Linked DNA regions of Homo sapiens: regions 1, 2 and 3 are each linked to region 4. Evidence: chromatin loops called from intact Hi-C (ENCODE). Cell type or tissue: mammary epithelial cell. All regions are shown on one strand. Region 1 has its middle 190 kb from the start of ASIC2-AS1. Region 2 has its middle 120 kb from the start of ASIC2-AS1. Region 3 has its middle 89 kb from the start of ASIC2-AS1. Region 4 overlaps ASIC2 (acid sensing ion channel subunit 2).

Evidence for each region. Hi-C counts contacts between places; a loop is a spot of excess contacts. Peaks named below come from ENCODE experiments on the same cell type or tissue, not always from the same donor. Only the 100,000 strongest peaks of a DNase experiment are listed, where the experiment ranks them.
Region 1: it touches region 4 in a loop (12-fold over the local background); 9 of 110 quality-filtered maps call a loop at or near these places.
Region 2: a loop joins it to region 4, with 14 times the contacts of the local background. A loop is called at or near these places in 42 of 110 quality-filtered maps.
Region 3: a loop joins it to region 4, with 17 times the contacts of the local background. A loop is called at or near these places in 2 of 110 quality-filtered maps.

What each region holds. Positions count from the first base shown.
Region 1 is chr17:33,747,398-33,755,397 of GRCh38, reverse strand. It overlaps a transcript of ASIC2 not described here. Among named protein-coding and RNA genes, the nearest start is that of ASIC2-AS1, 190 kb to the right of the region's middle. RefSeq lists enhancers at 3,979-4,516, 3,740-4,898, 4,517-5,056. In mammary epithelial cell, a CTCF peak has its summit at 4,087 (motif pointing right); no DNase peak of the experiment used is centred here.
Region 2 is chr17:33,675,337-33,683,336 of GRCh38, reverse strand. It overlaps a transcript of ASIC2 not described here. Among named protein-coding and RNA genes, the nearest start is that of ASIC2-AS1, 120 kb to the right of the region's middle. In mammary epithelial cell, no CTCF peak of the experiment used is centred here; no DNase peak of the experiment used is centred here.
Region 3 is chr17:33,644,268-33,652,267 of GRCh38, reverse strand. It overlaps a transcript of ASIC2 not described here. Among named protein-coding and RNA genes, the nearest start is that of ASIC2-AS1, 89 kb to the right of the region's middle. In mammary epithelial cell, a CTCF peak has its summit at 4,085 (motif pointing right); no DNase peak of the experiment used is centred here.
Region 4 is chr17:33,033,865-33,041,864 of GRCh38, reverse strand. All of the region lies in intron 3 of ASIC2 (acid sensing ion channel subunit 2), which reads left to right. Among named protein-coding and RNA genes, the nearest start is that of SPACA3, 46 kb to the right of the region's middle. In mammary epithelial cell, a CTCF peak has its summit at 3,009 (motif pointing left); DNase peaks (open chromatin) are centred at 1,794 and 2,924; H3K27ac peaks cover 1,091 bases.

The sequences.
Region 1 (8,000 bases), 710 kb before region 4:
CATCAGGAACTGAGAGGCTTTAACACAACACAGACATAGGGTCTTATGGCTCTAGACGTCAGAAATTGGAAATGGGTTTCACTGGGCTGAAACCAAGGTAACAGCAGGGTCGTGCTCCACACAGAAGTTTTGAAGAGAATCCATTTGCTTGCCTCTTACAGCTTTTTGGTGGCTGCCAGCATTCCTTGGCTTGTGGCCACCTCACCCTGATCTCTTCTTCACATTGTCCTCTCCTTTTCTGTAGTCAAATGTCCCCCTGCCTTCCTCTGCCCTCTCATAAGGACACTTTTGATGACCTTGACCTGACCTGAATAATCCAGAATAATCCCGTCAGCTCAAAAATCTTTAACTTAATCCCATCAGCAAAGTCCTTTTTGTTATACAAGGCAACATTCTCACTGTCTATAGGGAACTGTTCTTTTTTTTTTTTTTTTTTTTTTGAGATGGAGTCTCGCTCTGTTGCCCAGGCTGGAGTGCAGTGGTGCGATCTTGGCTCACTGCAAGCTCTGCCTCCCAGGTTCACACCATTCTCCTGCCTCAGCCTCCTGAGTAGCTGGGACCACAGGTGCCCGCCACCATGCCTGGCTAACTTTTTTTGTATTTTTAGTAGAGATGGGGTTTCACCATGTTGGCCAGGATGGTCTCGATCTCCTGACCTCGTGATCTGCCCGCCTCGGCCTCCCAAAGTGCTGGGATTACAGGCGTGAGCCACCGCACCAGCCTATAGGGAACTGTTCTTTAACACATATACTAAACCCATCAACACATTTATTTGATAATTGAAGTTTGAGCATATACTCTGCCTTAGATGCTAGAGTTATGCTGAGAAGGAACAACAGCATGAATTAGATGTAGTCTTCACCTTTCAGAGTTTGCAGTTTACCCAGGGAGAGAGATGCATAAACAATTAGCTGCTCCCAGGAGCAGGAAGCCCCCAGGAGCTCAGGGGTGACCTCTGAGCTGCTGGGCCTGCTTAGAGCTAGGAGGCCTTAGGGTATGTCCATAGCTTTATCGGAGTGTCTGTGTGACATCCGGAGCCCAGATGCTGGGAACCTTCTCACAATGAATATGCATAACCCCTCTAACCAGAAGGAACGCCACCTGCCAACTCGGATGGACTCTCCACCCCTCCCCCCACCATCATCCCTGATGTTTTAGGAGCAGAATCTGAAGATGGGCTGAGAAGAGTTGATTCTCAAAGGTGAGAGAAGAGGGGAGGGACATGCAAGGGAGAGATTCAGACAACCTACCCCATAAAGAACAGGGATAGAGAGGTGGTGCAGGGAGGCTGGGGTGGAGGAAGGGAATCAGTACCCCTTCCCACCCATCTTTTTATTTTTTGTTTTTAAAATTGATTTTTAGAGCAGTTTTAGGTGCATAGAAACATGGAGCAGAAAGTATAGAGTGTTCCTATGTACGCTCTCTTCCGGCAGCTGCAGTTTCCCCTGTTATTAACAACAGGCATTAGTGTGATATATCTGTTACAATTGATGAGCCAATATTGATACATTGTTACTGTTAAAGTGACCTAAATATGGCCTGAGAAGGACTCTGTACTTCTATATTTGAGACCTCGTGGATGAACTGTAACCTAATTTAGGAGTATGCACCTGTAACAATAGCTGAGTCTTGGCCAATCCCAGTAGCCATACTTCAAACCACTCATACACCGCCAAGTGTTCAAACCGTGTTCAAATAAGGCAAAGGATGAGCTGTAACCAATCCAGTTGTTTCTGTATCTCACTTCCGATTTCCTTACGTCACTTCCCTTTTTTGTGTGTATGAATCTTCCTCCACCACACGGCTGCACTGGAGTCTCTCTGAAGCTGCTGTGATTCTAGGGGTTGCCCCATTCACGAATTGTTCATTGCTCAATTAAACTCCTTTAAATTTAATTCAGCTGAAGTTTTTCTTTTCACATTACTAACTAAAGTCCATTGTTTACATTAGGGTTCATTCTTTGTGTTATACAATTCTATGGGTTTTGACAAATGTATGATGACGTGTGTCCACTACTACAGTATCATACAGGATAGTTTCACTGGCCAAAAAGACTCCCACCCCCAAGCTTCACCCCTTCTTCCCTCCTTTTCTTCCCCCAATCCATGGCAACCACTGATTTTCTTACTGTCTCCATAGTTTTGCCTTTTCCAGAATGTCATATAGCTGGAATCATACGGTATGTAGCTTTTGTAGATGGATTTCTTTCACTTAGCAATACATATTTAGGATTCTCCATGTCTTTCTATGGCTTGACAACCAATTTCTTTATATCACTGAATAATATTCCATTGTCTGGATGTACCACAGTGTATTCATCCACCTATTAAAGGACATCTTGATTGCTTCCATTGTTTCCAGTTCTTTGGCAATTATAAATAACATTGCTATAAACATTTGTGTGCAGGTTTTTGTGTGGATGTATGTTTTTAACTTGTTTGGGGAAATACCTAGGAGCTTGATTGCTGGATTATATGGTAAGAATATGTTTGATTCCATAAGGAACTGCCAAACTTTCTTCCAAAGTGGCTGCAACATTGTGTATTCCCACCAGCAATGAATGGGAGTTGCTGTTGCTCCACCTCCTCACCAGCATCTGGTGATGTCAGTGTTTTGGATTTTAGCCATTGTCAGAGGTGTATGTGGCATCTCACTCTTGTTGTAAGTTGCAGTTCCTTAATGACATTGATGTGGAGCATCTTTTTGTATACTTATCTGCCATCTATGTAGACCCATACCATGGATATTATTCAATGATAAAAGGAAATGGTCTATCCAGTCCCCAAAAGACATGAAAGAGTCATAAATACATATATCTTTTCTTCGGTGAGATGTCTGTTAAGATCATTGGCCCATTTTTTAATTGGGTTGCTTATGTTGCTAGTATTGAATTTTAAGAGTTCTTTGTATATTTTGGATATAATTCCTTTTTCAGATATGTGCTTTGTAAATGTTTTCTTCCAGTCTGTGGCTTGTCTTTTCATTCTTCTAACCACCCCACCTTTTGACTTTTTTTTGCTAATGAAAGCGTTCAGAGTGTAGAGTATGGGAATGATTGAGGTGGAGAGAAAGGGGTTAGAAGAAGTGGTGCTAAGGTTATAAATTAGATTCATTTTAATTTCCTCTGAGAGGTATGGAGGAAAAAGTGAAACTCTTTTTTATCTTAATTTTAATATTTTTTTAAATTTCTGTTTGAAAGGGCCGACTCTCAGAGGGCCACCAGCTGAGTCTACTCTTGGAAAAATGACCCTACTCTGTGTATGTGTTCCTGGGTCAGTCTCTACCCAGACTGCAACCTTCTAGAGGGCAGGGACTTGCCTTGCTCTTCACTCCTTCCCAGTGCCTGCTCTGTCAGGTGGTGCTTAGACGACAAATGTGGGATGTTAACAGAAGGACATCTTTAACAAGAGTAAAACCAAAGTATAATCTTCCCCACCCCCACCCCACCCCTCACCCCCACCCCCGGCTTCCCTAAGCTGGGCTGAGGAAAGCTCCAAAGCCTAGCATTCCCTCCCAGCCTCCCGCTGCCTCTCAGCACACCCGGTCTGCCCCCTAAGTCTACCAGTTCTACAGGACAGTTCATTCTTTGCTGTTGCAGCTCCCCTGACCCTCCATCAGCTGGAGTAATTGTTTCTTAATTGGACTCTAAGTCATTCTATGCAGGGAGCAGGGGAAACTAGAATTAAATGAAATCGGGATCTGAATCCAAAGGAAAGAAAAAGTAAACCAAAACGTTATACAGAAGAGTTGAAAAACAGAATGGATGAAAGCGTGAGGGATGGAGACGTATCCGTGTTTATATACATTGGTATGTTAGGAAAATCAATGGATTTGGAATTCAAAATTCTAGTCGCAATAAAAAAAAAACTATGTCCTTGAAAAAATTACTGTCTCAGACCTCAAATTCAGCATCGGTAAAAAGGGAAGACTGGTCACTTAATTTCCAAAGACCTTTCTATATCTTATCTCTTCAGAAACAGCAGCAGTTTCTGTTTATTCTAGAAGGTGGCCGCATCATTTAAAAAGAAACCAAAATACTTTGTTTTTCTGACTTTCCCAGAACAATTCCTGGCAGTGCCACTAGATGGCGGAATGAGACCACATTGGTGCCGTGTCAGGGCGGCTGCAGATCTGTATGCAGCCAAGGTAGCAGCAAGCTATGAGCCGTCTCCTGCAGGCATCTGATTAATGATAGGGCTGTAATCATCTTTACACAATCCCGACTGCAGCCCAGTTGTAGCCTAGCTGTTAAATTAAACTGAACAAATAAATATGCCAGGCAACTCAGCCTCCCCACCCGTCCCTACCCTGGGTGGCTTCCAAGCTGATTAACATATCAAAACACAAACTCAACCCTCCCATCTCCCTTCATTTTCATAACAAAAGGGGCCCCCTTTCATCTCCCAGCAACCCAATCTGTATTTAAATAGCTCTGTGAAGACTGATAACATTATTACTTTATTTCCCTGAGTCTTGCCTGGGGATCTCTCCAATGTGTTTCCCCAGGAAACTGGATGGATGTGTTTTATTAGAAAGATGAATCACCCCCTTCTCCCCATCCCCAGCTGCCTTAAGCTTCTGGTTGGGTGTAAGTAGGAAGGAAAACATACAGGAAGCTTTCTCTGAAGACTCCAGAAATCACAGATCAGCCCTGCTGAGTCCCTAGCCCAATCAGACAATGCCTGATGTCTCAATGATCTTAGATCAAAACAAAACAAACAAAGCATTATAAACAGAAAAACAAACTCTGACATCCGGGTGCACTCCACATAGGGTGCAGGTCATGGGCACTGTTCGGAGTTATTAACTGTAGGGTCTTGGGCACTAAGTCCTGTTATTAAATGTAGGGCCCTCGGCACTAAGTCATCTTGGAGTTATTAACCACTGGGCCCTAGGCACTAAGTTATTTCTGGAATGTAAAGGTTCCTAGCGAGCATCTCACCCCAGGCTCCAGGGCCTCCTGAGTGCACTGAATTTATTTTGCACAATATCGTGCACATGAGCTCATCTGAGAAGAGCATCCAGTCTTCATCAGTCTACCAAACCTCAGGAACCACCGTTTCCCCCTCAGTTCCTTGCAATCTGTTCATTTAAGGATGAGGAACCAAAGTCCAGGAAAGAGGAAGGGGTTGCCCAGGGTCCTGGATAGTCTTCTGCAGAGTGGGACAAGGGCTCTCTGGGTCTTCTGACTCCACCACATCTGCTCACCCCTCACCTGACCTCCTTGAACCTCAGTTTCTCCCTCAGGGACCCTGCACACCCACACATCACAACAACATTCCCTACACCTAGCGGAGTGGCTGGCACAGAATAGATATGCAATGGACAGGAGTAGAGGAAGGAAGTGAGGAACTGCATGAAAAACTGGAAAGTGGATATTTAGATCAAAGAGGGAGGCTGGTCCCCACAGCTGGTCCCTAACTGAGGTCCCGCCTGGCAGAAGATGGCATGGGGGGAGACTCGGGCACTCCTGAGGCTCACTGGCAGCACAGCCTTGGAGTTGGCAGCATGGGACATTTCAAGGCACACAAAGCTGGGCCCCCCAATCCTGTACCTGCCAATAACCCTCTTTCTCCAATCCACACTGGCTTTGGACGGACTTAGAAATAGAACAGGCCTGAGCATGACAGAGACCAAATTGGAGAGCAGGCAGGGCTGACGGTGAAGTGGGTGTTGACTGGAGGCTGTGTCAGGCCGGGGCAAGCTGTAAGAGAGGCAGTCGTCCTCTCCTCCCATAAGTAACAGTCTGGTGGGCATGACAAGCCCACCAAGTGACAGCTCTGAGGTGTGGGAGGGAGCCATGGAGAGGGCGGTCCAGATGGGGACAGCCAGCTCAGGATCTGTGCATGAAACTGGTGCTAAGGTTGGGACCACTAAGAAGTTCCCCTTCAATAGTGAGATCCATGTGAGAGACCCCCAGGCCCACAGGAGTAGAGGAGAGGAACAGGGGCTGGACTGGTGAAAGCGCCCCTCCCACACGGTCCGAGGAGCCCCCACCTGCACTCTTAGACAGCACTCCTGTGCTCCACAGAGAGAACGCCTCGCCGCTCTCCTCCCAGTAGAGGAAGTGAGTCCTACCAAGCAAAGATGGGGTCTTGGGGTTGGGGGAGCAGCTGGAGAAGGAGAGGGGTCTTGTTTCCCTGGGGTAGGGGGAAAGGGAGGGAAAGGGTCCTGAAGCATGCATGACAGAAAGGCCTCCAGGAGGGAGAATCACACACCACCCTTCCTGCCAGAGCTCCAGAGGAAGCTGTGCTCTTGCACCCCAACCCGGTTCTCTCCTAGGTGGTGCTGCTTCACCTTCCTGCTCCCCTGCCCAGGAGGGAAAGGAAGAAAGGAGAGCAGGAGCCAGCTTGCTCTCCTCTCACCTCTGGAGGGGCAGCCAAGTGTTCTTAGGCTGTGCCGAGGGCCCCCTGAGCCCAGGGCCATGCTGCAGACACGTGTCCTGTGTTCCCCTTGAAAAGAAGGCTGGGGAGATGTTTCCGTGGACTGTTGTCCCATGGGACTTCAGTTCCTTCCCATTTGAGCTCCTGCGTGGCTCTCGCATGCATGCGTTCCACAGATAATAATTAAAAGTCTATTGTGTACAGAGTATTACACTAATCACTTAAGAGGCACACGAAGGAAGAAAGGACATTATGAAGCCTTATATATTTATCATCCTGGAGTTCTAGAGCCGTAAGGCAGCTCAGAGATCATGAGGGCAGCTTCTATTCTCATGTGGCCCAGAAGGTGGGAGGTGGAAGGAATCCCCAGGCCACCACCGTGCCATCTCATTTTGTAGACAGGGAGGCAGAGACCAGGAGGGGCAGTATCCTGCCACTTCCACCCTACCCATGATGAGTTAGTGAATTGGGGTCTGGGTTTCTGTTTTTTCTTTCCTATCAGGAAGCCCTGCTTTTAAATAATGCACCATTATTTCTCAGGACTTCTTTCTCCCGAATGCCCTGTGAGGAAGGACTGTACTGTGTCTCCTCTTGCAGAGGCTAAATCTGAGGCCAAAGGAGTTTCCATAAACTGCTCTGGATGCAGGCCAAGCCCCTGCACTGAAGGATGGAAGAGGTGAAAGGACCAGAGTTTGGGGTTCAAGATTCCACATCTCCAGACCTGGGAGGTGGCAGTTTGCATGGGAGAAGCCCAAGAGTGCTCAGGGAAAGCTGCAAGGAATCAGGGAAGCAGGCACCAGGAGGCGGGTGCTTAAGGAGGCAGGTGGCTAGGAGGGCAAGAGATGAGAGGAACTGCCCAGAGAGTGTGGCCGGCAGAAGGGTGGGCTTTGCAGTTAGATTGAGTGGGCTCAAAGCTCAACTCTGTTACATTCAAGGCGTGCGCTCTCTAGCAAGTCGCTTAACCTTCGCAAGCCTTGACTTCCTCATCTCTGAAATGGAAATGATACTGGTACCTTCCACTTGAGGTTGTTGAGGGCCACCTGAGAATGCAGAATGTCTAGCTCATGTTACACACTGAATTAGCACTGGCTTCTTTCACTAAAACTAAAGTGACTTGAAGATGCGGGGATGATGTCAGGGGATGGAGTTGAGGTGAGGCCCGCCTGTCAGAGGCAGGCATCAGAGACCAGAGGGGAGTGTCCTGAGGACCCTGCAGACCTGGGGAAGAAGGGGAGGGAGGTTTAGTCCAGGCTTTGCCTCTGTCTTGGCCTGTAGCCTTGGAGAAGTCACTCCCTCTCTGGACTTGCAAATCTCACATTCTGTGGAGTCCATAGGGAGAAAAATGGAAGTTGGGGAGAATCTGAGGGAGAGGTGGCATGACCTGACAGCAGCAGTGGGAAGCAAGAGTAGCATGATCTTCATCTCAACTGGAGGTAAAAGAAGCAAAGCATAAACAACGGATCTCCAGGTCCAGGTAAAGTGTGGGAAGGATGGCCAGGCACAATGGAGTACGCCTGCCATCCCAGCACTTTGAGAGGCCGAGGCAGGCAGATCACTTGAGCTCTGGAGTTCAAGACCAGCCTGGGCAAGTGATGAAACCCCATCTCTACCAAAAAT
Region 2 (8,000 bases), 640 kb before region 4:
CCCAGCACTTTGGGAGGCCAAGGTGGGTGGATCACGAGGTCAGGAGATCGAGACCATCCTAGTTAACATGGTGAAACCCCATCTCTACTAAAATACAAAAATTTAGCTGGGCGTGGTGGCGGGCACCTGTAGTCCCAGCTACACAGGAGGCTGAGGCAAGAGAATGGCATGAACCCGGGAGGCAGAGCTTGCAGTGAGCCAGAATCCAGAACCCAGGAGAAAGGCCTGGAACAGATCCTTCTGTAGCACCTTATAGGGCAGCGTGGCCTACTGACACCCTGATCTCAAACTTCTAGCCTCTATAACTATAAGGCAGTACATTTCTGTTGTTTAATCCACTCAATATGTAGCACTTGCTACTGCAGCCCTAGCAAAAGAATACAATGACAATTACATCTCTTGCAATGGATGGGAGCTGTGGGCAGATGTTGAAGTGCTTCAGCTTGCTTGTATAGCTTACTTCATTCACTGTTAAAATAAAGACAGCATTACCTTAGTACTGGGAAGCACCATTCTCCAAAGTTATCTCCCCTGAGAATAATCTTGGCAGGCTGGAGAGGCTGGAAGTTGGCTGTGATTGGAAGACTTAAGGCTATTTCTTATTTTTTTTTTAATATCCCAAGCAAGGCATACTTAACTCCTAATTCCACTTCTTAATTAAACATTAAAGGTTTGCACTGGCTCAGCAGAACATGCAGCTATCTGTTCTCTTGCAATCATGCTAAATTCATAAATCTAATTTGACTGTGGCATTAAGCCAGGAGTGAATGCAAGAGATTAACTTTTTTGAACTATCAGGACTAAAACATGAAGATTATTCTAACATTATTGTTATTTCTAATTGATAGATTTAATGTGATTTCTAGAGGCCGCACGCAGGTCTTCTGGATGTGGGGAGAATAGAAAATGGGAAAATGGAGCTCATCCTCTCCTAGATGCCTGCTCACAGAAATGTCATCACAGAAAGATGCCAGCTGGGCACGGTGGCTCATGCCTGGAATCCCAGCACTTTGGGAGGCCGAGGTGGGCTGATCACGAGGTCAGGAGATTGAGACCATCCTGGCTAACATGGTGAAACCCCGTCTCTACTAAAAATAAAAAAAAAAAAAATTAGCCAGGCATGGTGGCGGGCACCTGTAGTCCCAGCTATTCAGGAGGCTGAGGCAGGAGAATGGCGTGAACTCGGGAGGCGGAGCTTGCAGTGAGCCAAGATTGCACTACTGCACTCCAGCCTGGGCAACAGAGAGAGACTCTGTCTCAAAAAAAAAAAAAAAAAGATGTCACTGATGCCATCCTGTGTGGAACTGGCCCCTGACTGTGGAGTCATAGAGTTCTACAAAGGTCACCTTGTACAAGCACTACCTTTTATAAATGAGAAAGTGAGGGGCAGAAAGTTAATACAGGTCAAATATCATTTATTGAGGCTCCACCATGTTCCAGCCACTAGACGACACTAGAGATGTCAGCATGAGTGTGTCTCCTGCCCTCAAGGATCTTATGTTCTAGTAGGGGACAGAGGACAGTGAATTAATAATTCCAGTCACTGTAATAAATGCAGTGACAAGCATATGTGCACGACACCAGAATAACACAGAGGAGAGGCTTTGGGTTCTGAACCTGGCAGGACTAGAGCCGACCAGGTGAAGGAAAATTTCAGGATTTCAGGAAGCAGGAACGGCGTGAGTAACAGCCCAAAGCTGAGACACAGACCAGCCCTCCAGCTGCGCAGAGCCTTGCTCACTGCTGCAAGGAGTTGGGCATCATTGGAAAATTATGGGGAATCTTTGAAATGCTCCAGGAAGGGCCCTGCAGAGTTTCTTTCAAGTCTCATTGGCCAGAATTAGGGTCACCCTAAACTGGTAGTTCCCAACCCACATATACATTGTGGCGGGGATTTTGCCCTCTAGGGGACATTTGGAAATGCCTGGAGAAATCTTTGATTATCACAATTTGGGGAGGTGCAACTGGTATTAATGAGTAGAGGCCAGGGATGCTGTGAAACATTCTATAATACACAGAACAGCCCCACAACAAAGAATTATCCAGCCGCCAATGTACATGTGTGCTGAGGTTGAGAAACTCTGCCCTTAACCAATTATGAATAAGGGGAGTGAAATGATCATAGGCCAACCAGATGCTCCCCTGGGCCAGGGAAAGGAGTCAGTTTCTTCTGAGGTGTGCATGACAACAGATGCCTGAACAAAATGCATTCAACTGGGAAGGAGAAAGGTGGGGCTGGATGCAGGCCAGTTTATCATTGTGGATCGGGACCAGAGACCACTGAGCTTCACCTAAGAAACTCCCTATCTGGTTGGTTCCTGGGGAGGAGCAGCCAGGCCAGCACTTCACAAACCAGTTGCCTTTTTCCTTATAGATGGCAGGGGCCAATCCAGTTTTGTGAGGCCTGAAGCTTGCACAATTTGGGAGCCCTTCTTAAAAAATACATAATTACATGCAAAAACTACTGTATATTTAGAAGGAGAAAATGCAACCAAACAAATCGCACATTTAAAATAAACTAACAAGTACCACAGATGGAAGTGGCCATGCAGATGCAGGCAGACGCAGACCCTGAGCTCAGGCCTCATTGGCTCTGCAGTGAGTGCACTGCACTGTGGTGGGGTGGGGATGAGGCCTGTGTGCTCTCAGGGCCTGTGGGGAAATGATGAGATTCCTGCTTGGCGCCCAGCAGGAGATTCAATCACACATAGCACGAGATCTTGCTTTGGCAGTGTGGCCTCATTCTTCATCCTGGGGAAAGGAAAATCCTTTGGAAACTTCCTCTAGTACAGGCAGACACAGGGGCCCCTGGGAGAACTTGAGAGGGATAAAGGTGGTCTTTTGTAGCTGTAGCTTGTTCCAGTGGCTGCCCTCTGCTCCTCCCTGGGGAGGCCACCCCACTCCGTATGGAATGCACTTCTGAAAGCCTGCGTAGTCTAACAAGAAGTTCACCCAACTTTCCATGAGCTCCTTCCCAGAGCCAGGGTGTCAACACTCCCTCACTGTAGGTCCTGCAGGTACCACTTCCCTGCAGGTCAGGCAGCTGGAGCACCAGGCCCAGTGACCCTCCAGCCATTCCCATAGTTCATAGTGGGGGACATCATGACAGTCACCTCCCTCCCATGGGCCTCTTCCAATTGCTCCAGAAAGAATGGGGAGAAGGCCCAAGAATAGGGGTTCCCAATCTTTAAGCCTCCTGCATGCTCCTGGCCTTGCCCTGACATTCAGGTGAAGTCAAGGGGGTACACCACCAGCCTCCCTCCATTTCTGACCGTCAAAGGTCCCCCATCAATCAATAACACAGCCCTATCCCAGTACCCCCCAGTATCATATGCTGCCCTCTGTTTCTGTAACTGTAAAATGGAAGCAGAAATAATAATACCGTCCTCACCAGGCTATTACACAAACTCAAACCCAGTCTGTTTTCTAGAGACCATGAGCCCCACTCCTGCCTCTCCCTTTTCAGCCCTGGGCCTCTCTCCATGAATCACGCTGTTTTTTTTCCGTGACCTTCTTTCTGCTCCCCAAAAGCACAAGCCCTGCCCCGCCTCGAGGCCTTTGCATTTGCTGTTTCCACTCACTGGAAGGCTGTCCCCTCTGCCTTCGCCTGGCCTGCTCTTCCTTGGCCTCACAGCTCATCTTAAAGGACCTTCTCAGGAGGCTTTCCTGGGTCTCTCCAGTTTGTGTAGGTTCCCATCTCCCATTACTCTTCACCTGAAATTCTACTGGCTCCCTTCCTAGTGCTATGTGTTTTTGTCATTGTTGTCTGTCTCCCCAGCTAGAAGGTTCTCTCTATGAGTGCAAGCCTGTGACTCTATTCCCTGCTGCATCTCCCAGGACCACAGAGCCCAGTACAAGGTAGGCCCCCAAGAAATCCCTGCTGAATGAGTGTTTGGATTAATGAATGAATAAAACAATGAGATAATGGAAGCACAAGTCCTTGGGATACCAATGGGTAATTAATAAACTGTGCTTCCTCTCTTCTTTACTCTTAAAAGTGGATCTGTATCTTTCATTTGATAAAAAGCAACAGGGGTGATTGGAATAAACACTAGGTGGGGGCAAGAGGGTTAGTGCTAGTGAGAGATCCTAAATCTCTGCATGAAGGATGTCTCCACTTCCTTCTATAAAGGAGGTAATCCAAGCTCATATGTAACTGTAACACGTGTTATTTGTTTCTGTACCACCTTGTTCTAGCCTTGTTCTGGATATTTTTTGCAAAGACTGATTGCAAAGCTACTATCCAACAGGGGTAACATATGTCTGATCCCAAACTTACATTCTTGTTGAAACATGAACACACTAAACCCAAAGTCACCTTGCTTGTAGACAAAATGCACAGAGCTGAGGGGCTGCCCAGCTCTGCCTCTGTCTGACTGTGAAACTCTGAGCAAGTCACTTAATCCCTCAGGGCCTCAGTTTTCCCATCTGTTAAATGGAGAGGCACTCACTTGCTCCATTTGTCTCCCAGGGTGGTAGTGAATCACAAGGGAGGGTTTCTGAAGCTAAGAGAAGCCCCTGGGATGCCCGCTGACTGATGCCCCCTGGGATGTGGGCACTCTCATTTGCTCTGAGGTTCCAGCTGGATGCAGCTGCTCCTGTGCACCTGGTACAGAGCCTTCTGGACAGGGCCAAACTCCTCACCGAACCTCAGGGAACACGCCCTCTGACATAGGGCAATCCTGATTTAAAAGTCTGTCTCTTTTTGCAAAGGAGAGTCAGACAGTCTTGGGAGAATATGGTGTAGTGATCGGCTGTGGACTGGGTGTCAGGAGCTGCAGTAAAGTCCCACTGACACCCCTAGCAACTTTAGGCCAATTCCTCTCTTCCTCCTTCTGGGCTGTGACACCCTCACCTCTACAGTGTGTGTGTGTGTGTGTGTGTGTGTGTGTGTGTGTGTGGATTGAACCAGGCACCATAGTTCAGAACTTGGAGATGTTAATGAAAACTCTCCTCAACCCACAGAGAACAGATATAAAGGCATAATTCAGAGATATTGCAAATTCAGCTCCAGATCACCACAATAAAGTCAATATAAAGTGAGTCACACAAATTATTTGGTTTCCCAGTGTATATAAAAATTGCATTTACATTATACTGTGGTCTACTAAGTGTGCAATAGCAGTATGTCTAAAAAAAGTCAGCCCTTAATTAAAAAATATTTCATTGCTAAAAAGTGCTGATGATCATCTGAGCCTTTGGTGATCTGTAATCTTTTTGCTAGCTTGATGCTGATGGCTACTGACTGATCAGGATGGGGACTGTTGAAGGCTGGGGGACTGTGGCAATTTTTAAAAATAAAACAATGAAGTTTGCCATGTAGACTGACCCTTCCTTTAACAAAGGATTTAACAGGTAGCATGCAATTCTGTTCGGTAGCATTTTACCCACAGTTTACCCACGCCTTCAAAACTGGAGTCAATCTTCTCAAACCCTGCTGCTGCTTTATCAACTAAGTTTATGTAATATGCTCAATCCTTTGTTACGTCAATAGTATTCACAGTATCTTCACCAGGAGTAGATTCCATCTCAAGAAACCACTTTCTTTGCTCACCCATAAAAAACAACTCTTACTTCGAACTTCATCTGTTCCAGTTTTTTCATGAGATTGAAGCAATTCAGTCACATCTTCAGGCTCCACTTCTTAGTCCTCTTGTCACTTCCACCCCATCTGCAGTGACTTCCTCCCCTGAAGCCTTGAACTCCTCAAAGCCATCCGTGAGAGTTGTAATCATCTCTTTCAAACTCCCACTAAAGTTAATATGTTGATCTTCTCCCATCAGTCACAAATGTTCTTAATGGCATCTAGAATGGTGAATCCTTTCCAGAAGGTTCTGAATTCACTTTGCCCGGATTCATCAGGGGAATTACTATCTATGGCAGCTATAGCTTTATAAAATATATTTCTTGAATAATAAGACTTAAAGGTCAAAATTACTTCTTGATCCATGGGCGCAGAATAGATGTTCTTAAGGGTCCCAGGATTTTCAAAATGGTGAATGAGCATTGGCTTCAACTTAAGTCACCTCCTACGCTGGCCTCTAACAAAAGAGTTACCCTGTTCTTTGAAGCTTTGAAGCCAGACATTGACTTCTCTCTAGCTATGAAAGTCCTAGAGGGCATCTTCTTCCAATATAAGGCTGTTTTGTCTACACTGAAAATATTGTTTAGTGTAGCCACCTATATTAGGCTGTTCTTGCATTGCTACCAAGAAATACCTGAGACTGGGTAAATTATAAGTAAAAGAGGTTAAATTGGTTCATGATTCTAGTGGCTATACAGGCATGGCACCAGCATGCCACTCACAGTGGAAGGGGAAGCAGGAGCGGGTACTTCACATGGCAAAAGAAGGTGCAAGCGAGGCAGTGGCATGGGGGGCACAAACTTAACCAGATCTCAGGAGAACTCACTCACTATCAGGAGGACAGCACCAAACCATAAGGGATCCACCTCCATGACCCAGACACCTTCCACCTCCACCAGGCCCCACCCCCAACAATGGGAGGGACAACTCAACGTGGGATTTGGTGGAGACATGTATTCAAGCTATATCACCACCTTCATCAATTATCTTAGCTAGATTTTCTCGATAACTTGCTGCAGCTTCTACATCAGCACTTGCTGCTTCACCTTGCACTTTTATGTTGTGGAGATGGCTTCTTTCTTTAAACCTCATGAACCAGCCTCTCTCTGCTAGCTTCAAACTACTTCTGCAGCTTCCTCACCTCTCTCATCCTTTATAGAATTGAAGTGGGTTAGAGCCTTGCTCTGGATTAGGCTTTGGTTTAAGAGAATGTTGGGCATGTTTGATCTTCTATCCAGACCACTGAAACGTTCTCTATATCAGCAAGAAGGCTTTCACTTTCTTCTTATTCCTGTGTTCACAAGTAGCACCTTTAATTTCCTTCAAGAACTTTTCCTTTGCATTCACAATTTGGCTATTTAGTGAAAGAGGCGTAGCTTTAGGCCAGTCTCAGCTTTCTACATGCCTTTCTCACTAAGCATAATCATTTCTAGCTTTTGATTTAAAGTGAGAGATGTGTGACTCCTTCTTTCACTTGACTACTTAGAGGCCATTGTAGGGTTATTAATTGGCCTAATTTTAATATTGTTGTGTCTCAGGGAAACAATTTCCCAAAGAAAGGGAAAGAGATGAAGCAGTCAGAACACACACAGCAATCATCAATTAAATTTGTTGTTTTATATGGATGTGGCTCATGGTGCCCCAAAACAACTACAATAGTAACATTAAATATCACTTATCATAGATCGTCATATCAGACACAGTAATAATAAGAAAGTTTGAAATATTGCAAGAATTACAAAAATGTGACATCATAGAGACAGCTGTTGGAAAAATGACATCTATAGTCTTGCTTGACGCTGGATTGCCACAAATTTTCAATTTGTAAAAAATGCATTATCTGCAAAGTACAGTAAAGCAAAGTGCAATAAAATGAGGCTAAATCAGGTGCACTGGCTTACACCTGTAATCCCAGCACTTTGGGAGGCCGAGGTGGGTGGATCACTTGAGCCCAGGAGTTTGAAACCAGTCTGGGCAACATGGTGAAACCCTGTCTCTACGAAAAATACAAAAATTAGCCCGGTGTGGTAGTACACGTCTGTAGTCCCAGCTACTCAAGAGGCTGAGGTGGGAGGATGGCTTGAGCCTGGGAGGCAGAGGTTGCAGTGAGCCTTGATTGCACCACTGCACTCCAGCCTGGGTGACCCAGAGACCCTGTATCAATTTTTTTTTAATTTAAAAAAGAATAAAATGAGATGTACCTATAAACCCAAGCAAGCAAATGTGGGAGGCCGTGAAGCTCATCTGTGTCCCCCAAGGCAAGAACCCCAGGTTGCAGGCTTTTTCAAAGACTTCCAAACTCTGCTTAAGCTCATGATTCCTTGGAACAAACAGGTGTGGAGCTGATCACGGGGCCCGTGCAGAGCCCAAGGCCAGAGATACCCCTTGGGAATTCCTGATGCCAGAGTAGACAGGA
Region 3 (8,000 bases), 610 kb before region 4:
ACCTCCTGTCTCTCCTGTTTTGGATTAGTCTCCTGCCCACCTGGGGCACTTACAGAAAGGCTGAGAGCAGCCTCTGTTGCTCTTCACATCCCTAGGTCCTGATCCTATTGTCCAAGGACCTAAATATCAGCCCCAATATCTTATTTTCCATTCTTGCTGGGAGTCTGTTAGAACCCAAGGGAAGAGGAATTTTGGCAGCCTCCCCATTTCACAGATGGGCAGACAGATGAGGCCCTTCTGTTACAGCAGCACTCACACACACACGCATGCACATGCACACACTCCTTTCTGGGATTCCTGCCACACCACAGCGGGATGATGTGTTGGCTTCATCCCCATCTACCTCCAAGTGCAAACTTTCCCAGAGCAGTTTGTCCAGGAGAGGGAGACTGTGTTCTCCACCTCACTCTCTTTTGTCACATCCTTTTTATTTCTCTGATGTCTGATTGGCTTGAAGGAGCTGTCTGCAAGTTGAAACTGAATTGAGTTAACTGGTCCAGACAGGGACATGGCTACAGCTGGAGCATGTGTTTTACTGCCCACCTCTCTCCACAGCAGACTGCGGGCTTCTTGAGGACAAGCTCTGCCTGACTCAACCTTGCCATACGGTGCAGAAGTGCGAGCATGGGCTCTAGAGGGGGCAAATTCAAACCCTTGCTCTCCATCTGAAATGAGTGGCATAAGTAAGCTCTCTGAGGCTTCACTAGAGGAAGTGTCATTCCAGCTGCCTGATGCTGAGTCCTAATTGACTGAATTTGCAATTGACAGCACTCGCAGGGCAGCTTGCGAATGCACATCCAGACGAGTGGCGACAGTTCTAACAGAACTGTCAGTGTTGGAATTTTACATTTGGCTCCATAATAAATGGTTTCTTTTTTGTTCTCGGTTCTTTTTAAAGACTTTTTTTATTTTGAAATAATTATAGACTCACAAGACGTTGCAGAATTAATACGAAAAGTTCTACGTACTTATCACTCACCCAGCTTCTCTCAACACTTTTCATAACATAACAAATGATCAAAACCAGGAAATCGACAGTGGCACAATACACTTAACCAGACCAATACAATTAGCTAGATTATAGACTTTACTCAGATCTCACCGGTTTAGCAGGCACTCGTGTGTGTGTGTGTGTGTGTTTCTACAAAATTTTGTCACATGTGTAGTTTTTGTTCTTCTTTAATTTTAAAATTAAACTTTCTATCTTAAAATACTTTTAGATTTACATGCAGCTATAAGAAATAATAAGAGATAATGCAGAGAGATCCTGTATGCCTTTTACCTAGTTCACCCTAATGGTAACATCTTGCAAAACTATAGTACAATATCACATCCTGGACATTGGCATTGACACAGTCAAAAGGTAGAATACCTCTATCACCACAAGGATCCTTCATGTTACCCTTTTATAGCCACAGCCCCTTTCCTTCCACTCCTCAGTCCCTGCTAAACTCTTGGGAGCCACTAATCTGTTCTGCTTTTTTGTAACTATCATTTCAAGAATGTTATATGAATGGAATCATACAGCATGTAACCTTTTGAGACTGTTTCTTTTTTTTTCCACTCAGCATAAATCTCAGGCAATTCATCCAGGTTGTTTGTACATCAATAGTTTGTTCTTTCTTATTGCCAGGAAGTATTTTATAATATGGAGATACCACAATTTGTTTAACCATCCATTCTAGGACATCTGAGTTGTTTCAGGTTTTCGCTATTACGAATAAAGCTGCTATCAACATTTGCATACTGATTTTTGTGTGAACATAAGTCTTCATTTCTCTGGGATAAATGCCCAGAGGTGCAATTGCTGGGTCATATGGTAGTCGTGTGTTTAGTTTTTTAAGAAATTGCAACTTTCCAGGGTAGCTGTGTCATTTTACATGCTCGCCAGTAATGTCTGAGTGATCCAGTTTCTCCCATCCTCGTCAGCATTTGGAGTTCTCACTCTTTTTTATTTTATTCATTCTGATAGAGGGATAGTGATCACTCATTGTGGTTTTAATTTGCATTTTCCTAATAGCTAATGATGTCGAGCATTTTTCATGTGCTTATTTGCCATCTGTATATTCTCTTCAGTGAAATGTCTCTTTATAACTTTTGTTCATTTTCTAATTATATTGTTTTTCACTATGGAGTTTTGAGAGTTCTTTATATATTCCAAATACTAATACTTTGTCCAATATGTAATTTGAAAGTATTTCCTCTCATTTTGTACCTTGTCTTTTTACCCTCTTAAGAGAGTCTTTCAAATAGCAAAAGTTTTTAATTTTGATGAAATTCAATTTATCAATTTTTTCTTTACGGACCACACTTTCAGTGTCAAGTCTGAAATAATTTATCTATATTTTTTCTACGTTTCATAGTTTTACCATTTATACAAAAGTCTCTGATCCACTTTGAGTTAATAGTTAAAGTAAGGCTTAGGTTGAGGTTCATCTTTTGGCCTATGGATATCCACTTGCTCCAGCATCATTTGTTCAAAATTTACCTTCCTTTACTGAATTGCTTCTGCAATTCTGTCAAAAATCTGTTGGACATATTTGTGTGGGTCAATTTCTTGGTTCTTTGTTCTGTTTCTTTAATATGTGTGTCTATTCCTCCACCAATACTGCACAGTTTTGATTAATGTAGCTGTGTAATGTCCTGAAATTCAGAAGACTGATTGCTACCACTTGATCCTCTTTTTCAAAATAATTTCAGCAACTCTAGTTACTTTGCCTTTTCATACACATATTAGAATAATCTTATCTATTCCTAAAAAAATACTAGGATTTTCATAGAAATTGCATTAAACCTGTATGTCAATTTGGGAAGAGTTGATATGTCGAGTTTTTCAATCCGTGAACATGGTATGTCTCTCCATTTTTCAGATCTTTGATTTCTCTCATCAGCATGTGTAGTTTTGAACATACAAGTCAGTCCTGTACATATTTAGATTGTAATTATTTTATTTTTTGAGCAATTGTAAATATTTTATTCTGCATTTCAATGCCCATGTGTTTATTGTTAGTATATAGAAATACAGTTGATTTTTGTATATTGATCTTGTCTTGCAACCTTGCCGAATTCACTTATTAGTTGTAGACGGTTTTGTTGTGGATTCTTTGGTACTTTATATGTAGACAATCACGTAATTTCAAATAGGGTTAGTTTAATTTCTTCCTTTCTGACATGTATGCCTTTTATTTTCTTTTCTGGCCTTGTTGCACTGGCTAGAACTTACAGAACGATGTTGAATGAGTGGTGAGAGTGGATATCTTTACTTCCACATCTTAGGGGGAAGGTATTCGGTCTTTCAGCATCGAGTATTTTAGCTACAAGTATTTTGGAGATGCACTCTATCAAGTTAAGAACAGCCCCTCTATTTCTATTTTTCTGAAGTTTTAACATCATAAATGGGTTCTCAGAATATTTTTTAACAATACAGTTTTATAGTTTCTAAAGATGAAAATCATTCAAACATGACTTTTCCTAAAATTGTACATGTGAGTTGAATAGTTTTATAGACCACAGTTATGTGGATGAATCAACAATAAGCTCAAGTGCAAAGACTGAGAGTTCTTCATTCTTCTTAGGTCTGGCTAGTCCCCCACATTGCAACCTCAGAGGCACAGCCCCCATTGTATTTGACACAAATAGAGACCCTAGAGTTTCACAATGCAGGCTGCGCATGTAGAAGGTGTTCACTGTGGTTTCTAGATGACCCTGTCTTAGAAAGATCCTTGCCCACATAAGGCGTTTGCAGATTTGAGGCCCCAGGCAGTCATCTTGTCTTCTACTTATTTATTCAATATATTGTTACTAAGTCCTTCCTATATAGCAGTCATTGTTTAAGGCAGTGGGGATACTGCAGTGAACAACATGCGAAGTGCTCATCTTTTAATAACCCAGGCAGGGGGTGTTAGTGGCTCTAGCCAGGACAGTGCACTGGAAAGGACCAGAAATTGTTAGATATCATCGTAATGCTTGCTGCCTCTGCTCAGAGAGACCAAGTGAGCTGCCTAACATCCCACACCTTCCAGAGCTGGGAAGCAAGCCACAGTGCATTTAGTTCTTAAGTGTGGTCCCTCAGAATTACATGTGGCTGCCACCAGATGGAGCCTCCCTCCCCAGGCTCCACTGGACTCTGTTCATCTTGATAATACTACATTCACCTCATCTTCAGCTCACAGTTCAGAGGCAAAAAGGAAAGGAAGACAGTTAAGAAATACATCTTGTGATTCATGATGGGGACCGTCCTCACATGCCAAGCCCAGAGATGAAGCCAGGAAGCCACTATTAGATTACTGGTGACAGGTATGGGGGTGGCATGTCATACCTCCCTGGTGTCTGGAATCCAGGACCCTTCTCCCAGGGAGGCAGGAGTAAGAAAGCCTTGGCTATCCACAGGGCACCTCAATAAAAGCAGTGCACTATGAGCAGTAGCCCAGAGAATTCCCTCAGCCCTCTGGCTCAGCAGCCAGCCATGCACCCTGCTCTAATTGGGCATTTTCAGGCCATTAAGTAGATAGATCAATGACAATTATCTTTGGCTTTCATTTTGCCCATCCTCTGTCTGTCATTCTCTAGGCTTTAGAGTTACTGAGAAGGATACACATTTATACACATGAGCACAGATATACACATGTGCACAGGCACACACACTCATGGGTGAACACACACAAGCAGCAGGGCAGAGGCCATCAGAGTGGGTAACCTGGGGTCTCAGCCCTGCTGGTCTGCCCCTCATTATCAGGTCCCAGACCTCCCTACTGCAAGCTACAGCAGGAAGAAGACAAGCTGGTGCCCTACAGTGTGCCCAGCAGAGTTCTCTCCTGCGTCTTGGGGTGTGGTGCAATGGAGGCATTCTATTGTATCCAAGAGGGGCTCCAGGATCCCTTTCAACAACCATTTAAATGTATATGAAAGAGGCCCCAAGGACCCATCATCTTCCCTTTCTAATGAGTAAGAAGTGACAGTTCACAGGGCATCTATTTTATGCCAAGGAGTGGGCTGGATCCTTGACATACGCTACCACTTTTAATCCTCCTGACATTTCTATAAAACGGATTATTTCTCCAATTTGACAGATTGATAAACAGAGGCAGCAAGATGTTGTAGCCACCCCAGGCAGGTGCTTTCCATGGCATCTTTCACCTCATTTTCATACACCATTCAAGACAGTCCTCCACTCTGGCCAAACAACAGTACAGGGCTGTGGGCATCAACTTCAGTAACTTCTCCAAACAAGGTTCCCTGGTGGGAAAGCTGTCCCTCTCCTTCCTGTGCGTCCCACCTACCTCATCTTCCAAAGCTCAAAATATGTTCACAAGGAGCCTTCTCAGACTCCTCCACCGCTCTCCCCCAGCTCTGCCCCCTGCGCCATTCACTGTCAGCTCCCCCAGCACTGTGCCTGCTGGCCACTTCTCCCCTTCCTCCCTACTTTACTCTGTCACTCTGCCATTTCCACTATTGGTTGATAATTACAAGAACACCTAGACTCTTTTTGCCCCTTGCATCCCTCTGTAGCTACTCTGCACCCAGAAGTTGATATTACAGGGATGATCCCTCACCGACAGCCCCATCCCAGCTTGTCAAGGAATCTGATTTTCAGTAGAACTGAAGTAGTAAAATGTACATGTTTTTGTTATTTCTGTTTCCAATACCTGGAATTCAAAGAAACTAAGGTGTAGAAGTGTCTGTTCTATACAAAATACAGAAGTAGAAGGGGACTCACTGTCTCTAAGTCTCTCTTCTCCCTCCAAGGGATGTGATCCCCAAGAGCACACTCGTCTTCCCCTAATTCCTTCAACTTTCTTATACCACCCAGGGCAGAAAGAGGGCTGTGGATTCCTTCTTTTCCCCTTCCAAGCCCACCTTCACTCCCATGCTAGCATCTTGGGATCTGGCCAATCAGTGGAACATCTCTTCCTTCCCTCAAATAAGGTTATTTCTCAGTACAATGCAATCTTTTCCTTATCCAAGTCTTATGCCCACAATCCATAATATACACACATCTAATCTTCTTTCTGTTCCTAATCTATATCAGGCTTCAGAGAGCTCTGCACCATGGCTGCTAAAATTTCTCATACTGCTTGGGATGTTTGTTCATGGTCAGAAGAATTGAGTTGGGTGACAGTGTTTCTTTAAAATTTGGGGTCCAAACCCCCGGTGAGCTGGGGATTTGAAAACAAAAGTATTCAGGTGCTAATGACAGAGTGTAAAAATTAGTGCTTTGAGATCAGGCAGTTGTGCATTTGGATCCCAGCTCTACTGTGCACCAGCTGTTCACCACTGATGAGTTTGCTTAGCCTTTTTAAGCCTCCATCTTCCTGTCTATAAAGTGGAATGATAGCAACAACCTCATAAGTTTGTTGTGAGAATTAAAATTACATGTTAAGAAGTTATGGCATGTACTAGACACACTATAAAATTGCCCAATTCATTGGCATTTCCACTATCCCTGCAAGGACTGAGTTGTATTTTGACAATCAGAGATTAGAATAAGGTGGAACCAATGCCCAGCAGAAGATAGTCACAGATGAGATGACCAGCAAATAGCACTTGTGGACTGACTTTATCAGAACTCAACAGAAACTGGCCCTTTGGCCTGCAAAGGTCAGATACCAGGTGTCAAAAATATGGGTAAGGAGTAAAGATCCTATCTAGGCATCAGGAAATCTCAGTTCTTAGCTCAGTGTCCCCATTCATAAGAAAGAGAGCTCAGGGCTCCAGAAAAGCTGGTCAGGAAAAGTGGAAAATAAGATTTTCTGCTTTGCAAGCTTGTCTGGGACTGAGGTTGACCACTGTGCGAGGTCATTTCTCAGTACAATGCAATCTTTATGACCTGGGGCCATTTTGTTTTAATGTTGCTTTATGAGAGCCAAAAAGTCTTGAGCCAAGTTTTTTAGAGTGTTCTACTTTTTAAATGAAACCAAAGCCCTTCACAGAAGGAATGGGGAAAGGAGTACCCATTGCTACTTCCAACATTTTTTCTTGTCATCTCTGCCTACCTAGTATTGTAGAAGGAGCACTGAATTAGGAGCCCAGGGATTCATCTCCAGATTTGCCATTTATTTACGGCATTACATTACTGCATCTAACGTTTTGCTCATGGAGCTCACCTCTCTGGACTTCTATGTCCTCCTCTGTCAAATGGGAATATTTACTTTGTCTCTATTACTGAGTAGTTAGGAGATCATGAGGTGAATGCTCTTTGCAAACTAAGAGACCAGGAACACGCGCAATAAACTATAATAATGTTTCACGTGGCTAATCATGAAAAACCAAGCAAAATAATAATGATGGCAATTATCCTTATTACCTATCTATCAACCGACATATTTATCTTCCTACTGTTCTTCCTCCTTTCTTATCTACCCATCTACCTTCCTACATACTGAGCTAAAGAAGTCTAGGAATGTTTCACATATTCAATCAAGCCAATGAACACACAAATATCTGGTATTCACAAGAAAACCATGCCTGTTAGTTTACAAATGTTGACAATGACAGGAGACAGGTAGAAAATATCTATTTATTAGAATTGTATGCATCTCTAGACATTTACTTAACATTTTTTAAATTAAGCTTAGAATTTATTCATCACGTAATACTAAACATACCTTATCCATTTTGAACCCAATACAATGCATTAAGGTATTTCTGATAATCGGATGCATTTTTGAGGGTTAATTCATGTAATCAAGAAAGGTTATGTTTCTGTGAGACATTCCTTCAGTTATTCAAAGGCTTGAAAGTTTTAAGAAGTGTACAATGGCTGAATCATGGCAAATACCCCTGAGAAACTATTGAAGAAATGCTAATGAAACATCACAGGAGAGATCAAATAGATGATGAAACCACAATGAACATCTAGGCCTATAAGGATTGACAGAGAACACTGATAAAAGAGAAACTGAAATTGAAAAGGAGTGAAACTGTGTAGAGCTGATCAAGTAGAAGTACCAGGTTCAAATAGTCAACAGCCCATCATAATCAATGAGGGAGGACACAAAGCA
Region 4 (8,000 bases):
AGATGGGGCACAAAGGCCCAGAAAGGTTGAGTGTCATGCCCAAGATCACACTGGAAATCCTGACCATCGGCTAGTCCTGAACTCAGATGTGATTTGGTGCTAAGCCCACCTCATTGTAGAGCCCATGAGGACCAGCATGGACATTCTGCTCCTGCCTGGCTTCAGCCTGGTTCAGCAGAGTGCAGAACTCAGCTGACACCCACAGAAGGAGCATTTAAGCCAGCCCTAGCCAAAGGGGAATTGTCAATTCCAGTGGTTAGAACCCGAGTTCTGGCTTAGAGGAGGCAGTCTCTTGTACTTATCCTCTGGTCTGGGGCTGGGAGAAAGTAGGATAGGGAAATTCATTCATTTGCTCGCTCATTCATTCATTCAACAAGCAAGCATCAAGCACCCACTATGTGTCAAAGTCTGAGATCCAGTGAGCAAGAAGAGATGTGGGGATGTTCTGAGAGGAGGATGGCAATTAGGACAGGCAAAGAGACCAGCCACCATACTGCCATCTTGAATGAAGGACTTTCATAAGTGCTTTCCTAACCTAAAGACTCAGACTCAACAAACGCATGTAAACACTGTGCAAGGTGCATCCATGTCTATTGTCTAATTTAACTCTCAGGAAGTCCTAGGAGTTGCAAATTATTATCTCTGTTTTACAGATAAGGAAACTGAGGCCCAGAGTAGTTAGGTAACTTGACCAAGACCACACAGCTCATCAGTTCTTCCCACCACCCCTCAGCTGTGTGGGCAGGAGGAGGAGGGAGAGAACAGGCTCCAGGGCTCTGGAGATGTGCCTCAAGATGGTAGCGGGAGGGGCTCAGGCAAACAGGGGCCCCTTGAGAGCAAGTACCCTGTTTTACTCATCTCTATAGCCCCAGTGTCTGGCCCTGTGCCTGACGCATCCTAGGAATTAATGAAGTCTTTATATGATTAGGTTGGACCACTCAGCTGGTTGGGCTAACAAAAGCCTTTCTGAGGCCCCCAACAAGGTAACAGCCCAGGGCGCACCCCCACTCCTGTCTCTCACACTTTCAAAGGACACGTCCATCAGGTTGAGCACTATCTTGTCAATGATAGAGCCTTGCTGAGCAAGCTGAACACTCCTTTTGACTATGCTGTCTGAAAAACAGACTGCAAAGGAGACTTTTTGCCTCCGTTCCCAAGGCAGTTTTTCTCAGAGAGAAGGCTTTCTGCTGGCTCTAAGCCAGGGTCATGCTGGCCTCGTCTTGATCGGTTTCTCCAGACAAAGAAAAGGAAGAAAGCATGTTCTGACCTAAACATTTAGACCACCCTAATCATCTGAGAGTAGCCCATCCACCTACCACCATCTGTCCTGGATGGCAGTAAGTGAGATATGTAGACTCAAAGACTTTGAAGACCCTGGAGCTTAGAAACTATCTGGTCCAGACCCCTGATTTAGTGGAGCAGATACATTAGGCTGAGAGGTTACAATTCCTGCCCCAATAGTGCTCTTCTCACACCACCAGCCACTACATTGCATTGCTGACACCATTGTGAAGAAGTGGTCAAACTGTTGGATGCTAGCTTCCCAGCCAATAATACACAGACAGAGATCCCAGAGAGGAGACTTCATTGGAACCATAGGTCATTGGAGTGTGTCTCTTCATGACTGATGCAAAGGCATGGCCAGGTGGGCTCCAGCCATCACTCACTGCACTCCCTGAGCCAACCTCCTAACTAGGGAGATAGAAGGGCAATACTGACTCACAGTGAAACCATGGCTGCCGTTTATTCACCATCTGTATACATCAGGCACTCTTGGAGATGTTCCATCTTGTTACACAACAAGGCAGAAAAATATCTTAACATCTAGCCTCGGAATTCCTCTTAGGGAGGGAACTTCCTTTCCTTGGGAAAATACTATGATATAGTGAGACTCTGTGGGAAAGGATGTTGCCATGTGCCAAGACTTCAGAATAGGATGAAACTGCTTAGGAACATGTTGATTCTGCTCCTGGAAAAGGGTAAGAGCACATGAGTGAGAGAGAAAGGAGGAGGGAGAAGAAAGAGAGAAAAAGATGGGGAGGGAGCAGGATCAGGCAGGTGAAGGAGGAGTAGAATCCTCTCTTCCAGTGGAAGGTTTTGCTTTGCTCTGAGGTAGCCCCCTCCTCCAACTCCCTCTGACATCTTCTGTGTGTTCTAATGCTTTGGGTGAGTGGGCCTTCTGTACAACTTAACAAGGGGCTGCATTTTATGTCAGGTCCTATTATGCAGAACAGAGAGCAAATGTCAGCCAAGGGTAATATCTGGGTTACACATACTTTAACATGTTCAAAAATCACAGCATCCTCTGAAGCAGCCAATATCTCAGGATTGATCTCATGCAGAAGGAAAGGTCAGAGAGGCTCAACCATTTGTCCAATGTCCCCCAGCTAAGGTGGTGTCAGGGCCAAGATTCAAAGCCAGCTTAATCTTGACCACGGAGCACAGGCTCTTAAATAGTCATTCCCAGCGGAAGACGAGCCAGGATCTCAGACACACGGGTCAGTGAGGAAAGGGAGGAGGCCAGGCCAGGCAAGGCTGAGGATCCTGACCTCCACCTGGGCAGGAACCCTCAGGGATACCCCCAAGCCTAATGGAATTTGGTCCATGTGAGCAAATGTCCAATCCCTGTGGCACCATGGAACAGCCCTGTGAGCACCGTGTCCTATCCCTGTGGCAGAAGGCCTAGTGACTGACATAACAGAAGAGCCAGGTGGGTATCAGGTGAGCCAGGTGGATATCTCTCCCTGTCTCCCTCCTTTTTCCTCTCTCCTCATATATGCTTTCCTGCCCATTCCAGAAGCAGAAACCACATACTCTTAGGCAGTTTCATCATCTTCTCAGCATCCACTCACAGCAGCATCTAAGTCAAAGCCTCAGAGTGTGGGATGCAGACACAAAGGAGGGAAGGGCCCAGGGAGCTTGGCAAGGTCCTAGGAGATTGGCTGGACTCCCCTTAGGGCTGCGAGGGCTGCGGAGGCCTTGGGCAGCTGTGCTTGCTGCAGCGCCACCTACTGGTGTGCCTTAGGATCTTTGGTCTGGGAGAGGCTGGAAAAATCAATGATTGAAGAACAACATAAGGATGTCCCCAGGCAGGTTAAGGGCAAACATCAGCTTCTCTCTACAAAATGAAGGCGACTGTTGAGAGAAGCTCCAGACAGTGGAGCAATGAAAGACATGCACCAGGGTATTTAATCACAAAAGTTCTGCATTCCTTGCTCTGTTCATAAATTTAAGCAATTATCAAAGCCTCCAGTTCCATAGCACAGTGGAGAAAGAGTGGGGGAGGATGAGTTGTCAAGTACATGCAGGAGCATCTCAATCCTGGGTGTCTCTCCTCGATCTCCGGGCTAGCTCATCCACCCTACATGTTCATTATACACTAATGACTCCCACATTCATGTCTGTAGCCCAGATCTCTCTCCCAGCTCCACTCCCATAGATTCATCTTCCTGGTAACATCTTGACTTGGATGTCTGAACCGGGCAGGAGTCATTATCACAAGAAACTCAACTCAAAATAACTTAAGCCAAAAAGGCAGAGATTTGCTGGCCTGTTTAGCCAAATTGTAAAGAGAGCCAAGGTGGAGCTAGAATATTTGTTGAATAAATGAAAGGATAGAAAAACATGAAGGAGTTTATTAAGAGAAGGTGATGAGAACTAAGTCTTGGCAAGTACCTACTAGCATCTGGGCACTGAACTTATTTAATCAGATAAGGAAACTAAAAGCTGGGGCTGAGGGATGGGGCTGTGTAGCTTACCCAAAGTCACACAGCTGTCTCATGAAAGAGAGGAGTTCGAGGTTCTGCATGGGTCATTCTGCTATCTCTCATTCTCAAATTAGAATAGTAGATTTAAGGTCTATGATTAGACACAAAGGCTTAAGAGATCATGGAAGTCATCTCATCTAACTGTACACCCAATGCTTGAATCTCTCTCTCTTCCCATCCCAGCCAAATAGTTGTATAGTTTCTACTTGAACAGCCCTGGTGATGGAGAAGTCACTCCCAAGACAGTGATTTTATTATTGAATTATACCAGTGGATTAGAAAGTTCTTCCTTATGTTGAGCCAGAATGTATCCAATGCTTATAATGTGCCTACCTACCACAGTGCCTGCAACAAAAATAAACGTTATTATCATCCCACGTTCCGTATTACAACTATTCTTGTGTCTATCTTTCCCTTGGGATGCCAGAAAACAAATCTAATTCTTCCCTGAGACAGTTCTTCAGATATTTGAAGATGGTGCTTCAGGGTCCTCCTGAGTCTTTGCTTACCCGGATAAACAAATACTCCAACCCACTTTCAGACACTCATTGGTAAGCAAGAGTCGGTGCTGTGCACACAGTAATTTTCCAGCTGCTGTTGTGTGTGAGGCTTCAGAGACGCTGATGGAGCAAATGATGAACCAGCCACAGCAGGGCTGGAGGGGTATCTGAATCATGACCTCTGCAAAAAAAAAAAAAAAAAAAAAAAGAGGGGGAAGTGGCTGACCCTGAACAAACCTTGGCCCATCTCCAGAGCTTCACCAGCTACATTCATTGTCCACCCATTGTAAGAACCCATTTTAGTAGAAGAGAAACGAGTTTCCCCCAAAGTTAACCTGCATCATTTTAGACCCCCAGTCCCTGCCCAAAAGGCATGATTAGTCCTTCCAAAATCCAGATTGTGTGTTCATGGATCCAATATTGAGCAATGTAGGGGATCCAACCAATTCTTTTTTTTTTTTTTTTTTGCTACCACACCTGGCTAATTTTTTTTAATTTGGGGTTTGAGGGTACATGTGAAGGTTTGTTACATAGATAAACATGTCACAGGGGTTTGTTGTACATGTTATTACATCACCTAGTTATTAAGCTCAATACCAAATAGTTATCTTTTCTGCTCCTCTCCCTCCTCCCACCCTTCTCCCTCCGATTCTAAATCATAGAATATCAACACTTGAATGGGACTTGGTGGTGTCTAGCCCCCAATTCCTTCTTATTTACAGATGAGAAACTAAGGTCCAGAGGGGAGCAGTGACTTATTCAAGGTCATACAGGAAATCTCTGTGAAAGCCTGTTTAGCTCACAAACTGAAAAGAAAGAGGAACATGACAAAGTAGAGCAAGGCTTCATGGGAAAGGAAGAACAGGGCAGTTAGAGAAAAACAAAAGAAAGGCTGGGCATGATGACTCACACCTGTAACCCTAGTGCTTTAGGAGGCAGAGGCAGGAGGATTGAGACCCTAACAACACTCCATCTCTACCAAAAAAAAAAGTTCAAAAAATTAGCTGGCTGTGGTGGCACATCCCTGTAGTCCTAACTCCTTGGGAGGCTGAGGCGGGAAGATCGCTTGAGTCCAGGAGTTCAAGGTTGCAGTGAGCTATGATCATGGCACTGCACTCCAGCCTGGGTGATAAAGCAAGACTCTGTCTCTAAAACTAACTAATTAAATAAATAATGTCTGAAAAGTGCTCCATGGAGGGTTTCTCCATCCCTCCCATCGATTTCCTTGACCTATGGGGCATTGTGGCACTGGGTCACTAGCAAGCACAAGTTTAGGATCTGAAATCTGCTGACTCTGCCCCTCACAAGATCACTATGTGATCTTGCACAGGCTACTTAACCTTCCTGAAACTCAGTTTCCTCATCAATAACATGATAATAGGAACATCTACCTAAAAAAAGAGCCCTGCAAATATTCAAGTAAGTATAAAGCCTTTTGGTTTTCAGTAATGGTGGAGAAGCTAATATCAGACTAACTCTCCTGGAAATAGCAATCATAAACTGTGGACAAAATATTTTAAAACTACTATTTGACAGCACCGGAGAGAGACCAAAACCAGGCACAAACTGGACAGCACAGGTTTATTTACCTGAGTTCTCCCTTGAGGGCATTTCAAAGTTCTAAGGGAATACTGGGGATGGAGCTCAACCACAAATCAGCAGGCATTAAGTTAAGAAACCAGAAATCAGTATTCAGGGTTGCCAGAAAGGCTGAAAATTGGAAGGGAAAATCCTAGAAAAGAGGAACCCACAGAGGAGGAGCCCTCAAATTTTTACACAAATCTAGGTTGAACTTTGAACTGTATGTGGATAGGGAGAGAGTCTAAAAAGCCCAGGGGGATGACAACAGTTGAAAGAGCTGAGCAGTAATTTCAGTTGCTGCCATTGCATGGGGAGATAGGCTACAATATAAGTCTCACCAAATTAGAAAATCTTGATGAACAACTCAGGCTTTCCATTAAACCCAGAAGTGTTGTTCCTTAGGAGTTAAGATCGCTTCCCAAGACCAGGGGCTAAACCCCAGGACTAAAGACAAAACTAAAATATACCTATCTCTAAACAAAGCCTTAAATAATGTCTCCATGAAATCAAAGTAGTTCACCATTAATTTAACCACCTACTAGAACAAAACTCAACAGTATTCAGAGAAAGATAATCTACCCAGAGTCACCAAAAATAGTTATCTGAAATGTTCAGTATCTAATAAAAATGACTCTCTCCTAGTATACAATCAAAAACTCCTAGACACATGAAGAGGGAAAACAGGAAAAGAAAAATAAACCACCAATAGAAATAGATCTACATATAACCCCAATGTTAGAATTAGAAAACAGCAACTTTACAATAACAATCATAAACATGTTAAATAATTGCAGAAAAAGATGTAAATAATGAGAAACTTTTAGTCAAGATATGGAAACCTTTAAAAAAATGAAAGCCCTAGAACTGAAAATCACACCATCTGAAATTTACAAATTGTTGCATGGAATCAATAGAAGATTGGTTACAAAATAATAAATGAATGCCAAACTTGAGCACAGGTTAATAAAAATTATTAAAATAATACATAAAGAGAAAAAAGACTAATGGAAGGGAATAGAACGCCAATGACTTGTGAACAGTGTCAAGTACTCCAACATGCATATAAGTGGTATCCCTGAAAGGAGAGACAGAATAAGGCAGAAAAACAGTTGAAGAAATACTGGCTAATATTTTTTCAAATTTGTTCAAAAGCATCATTTCATAGATCCAGGATTCTCAAGAATCCCCAAGCAGGATAACTACAAAGAAAGCCACAGTTAAGCATAATGTAGTTTAAATCCTGAGAAGCAAAGACCGAGAGAAAAGCACAAAGGCAGCCAGAGGGAGAAAAGGGGGCATAATACCTGCAGGGAACAATAAAAAGAATATGACTGATTCTCATCAGAAACAATGGAGGCCAGAAGACAGAGGAATAACACCTTTGAAATTCTGGAAGAAAACACTTATCAACCTAGAATTCTATCTACAGCCAAAATGTTTCAAAAATAACAAAAAAAAACTAAGACATTATAGGTTTTTTAAGTTGGTTTTGGGTGTTTGTTTATTTGTTTGTTTGTTTTAGAGGAGTCTCATGCTCTGTCACCCAGGCTGGAGTGCAGTGGCACAATCATAGCTCACTGTAGCCTTGAACTCCTGGGCTCAAGCGATCCTCCCACCTCAGCCTCATGAGTAGCTGATACTACAGGGGTGCACTACCACTCCTGACTATATTTTTTACTTGCTAGAGACAGGGTATTGTTACAGGATCTCTAGGGTGCCGATTTTTCTGGCTGGAAACCTCTGTGGCCACGGTGCCTTTGCCTGAGTTCTTATCCTGCATCCAGGAAGAATGAAGGATGCAGACAAGTGAAGGGAGAAGAAGAAAAAGAAGAAGGAGGAGAAGGAGAGGAGTTTTATTTAGTGTTAGAAGAGCTCAGAGAAGTGGGTAGCTCCTCTCTGCAGGCAGCTCACCCCATCGAGTGCTCAGCTCTCAGCAGCGAGGAGGCCCTGGAGGGTAGCTCCTCTCTGCTGGCAGGCCATCTCTGCAGCTCTCAGTGGAGAGGGTACACCTCTCTGCAGCTGATCATCTCATCGTCTCCGCTATCAGCAGAGAGAGTACTCCTCTCTGCAGCTGGTCGTCCTGTCCCCTTGTCTCTCTGACCTCTTGGTCCTCTGGCCATTCTCTGTTCTGCTCTGGCTGAGCCCAGGGCTT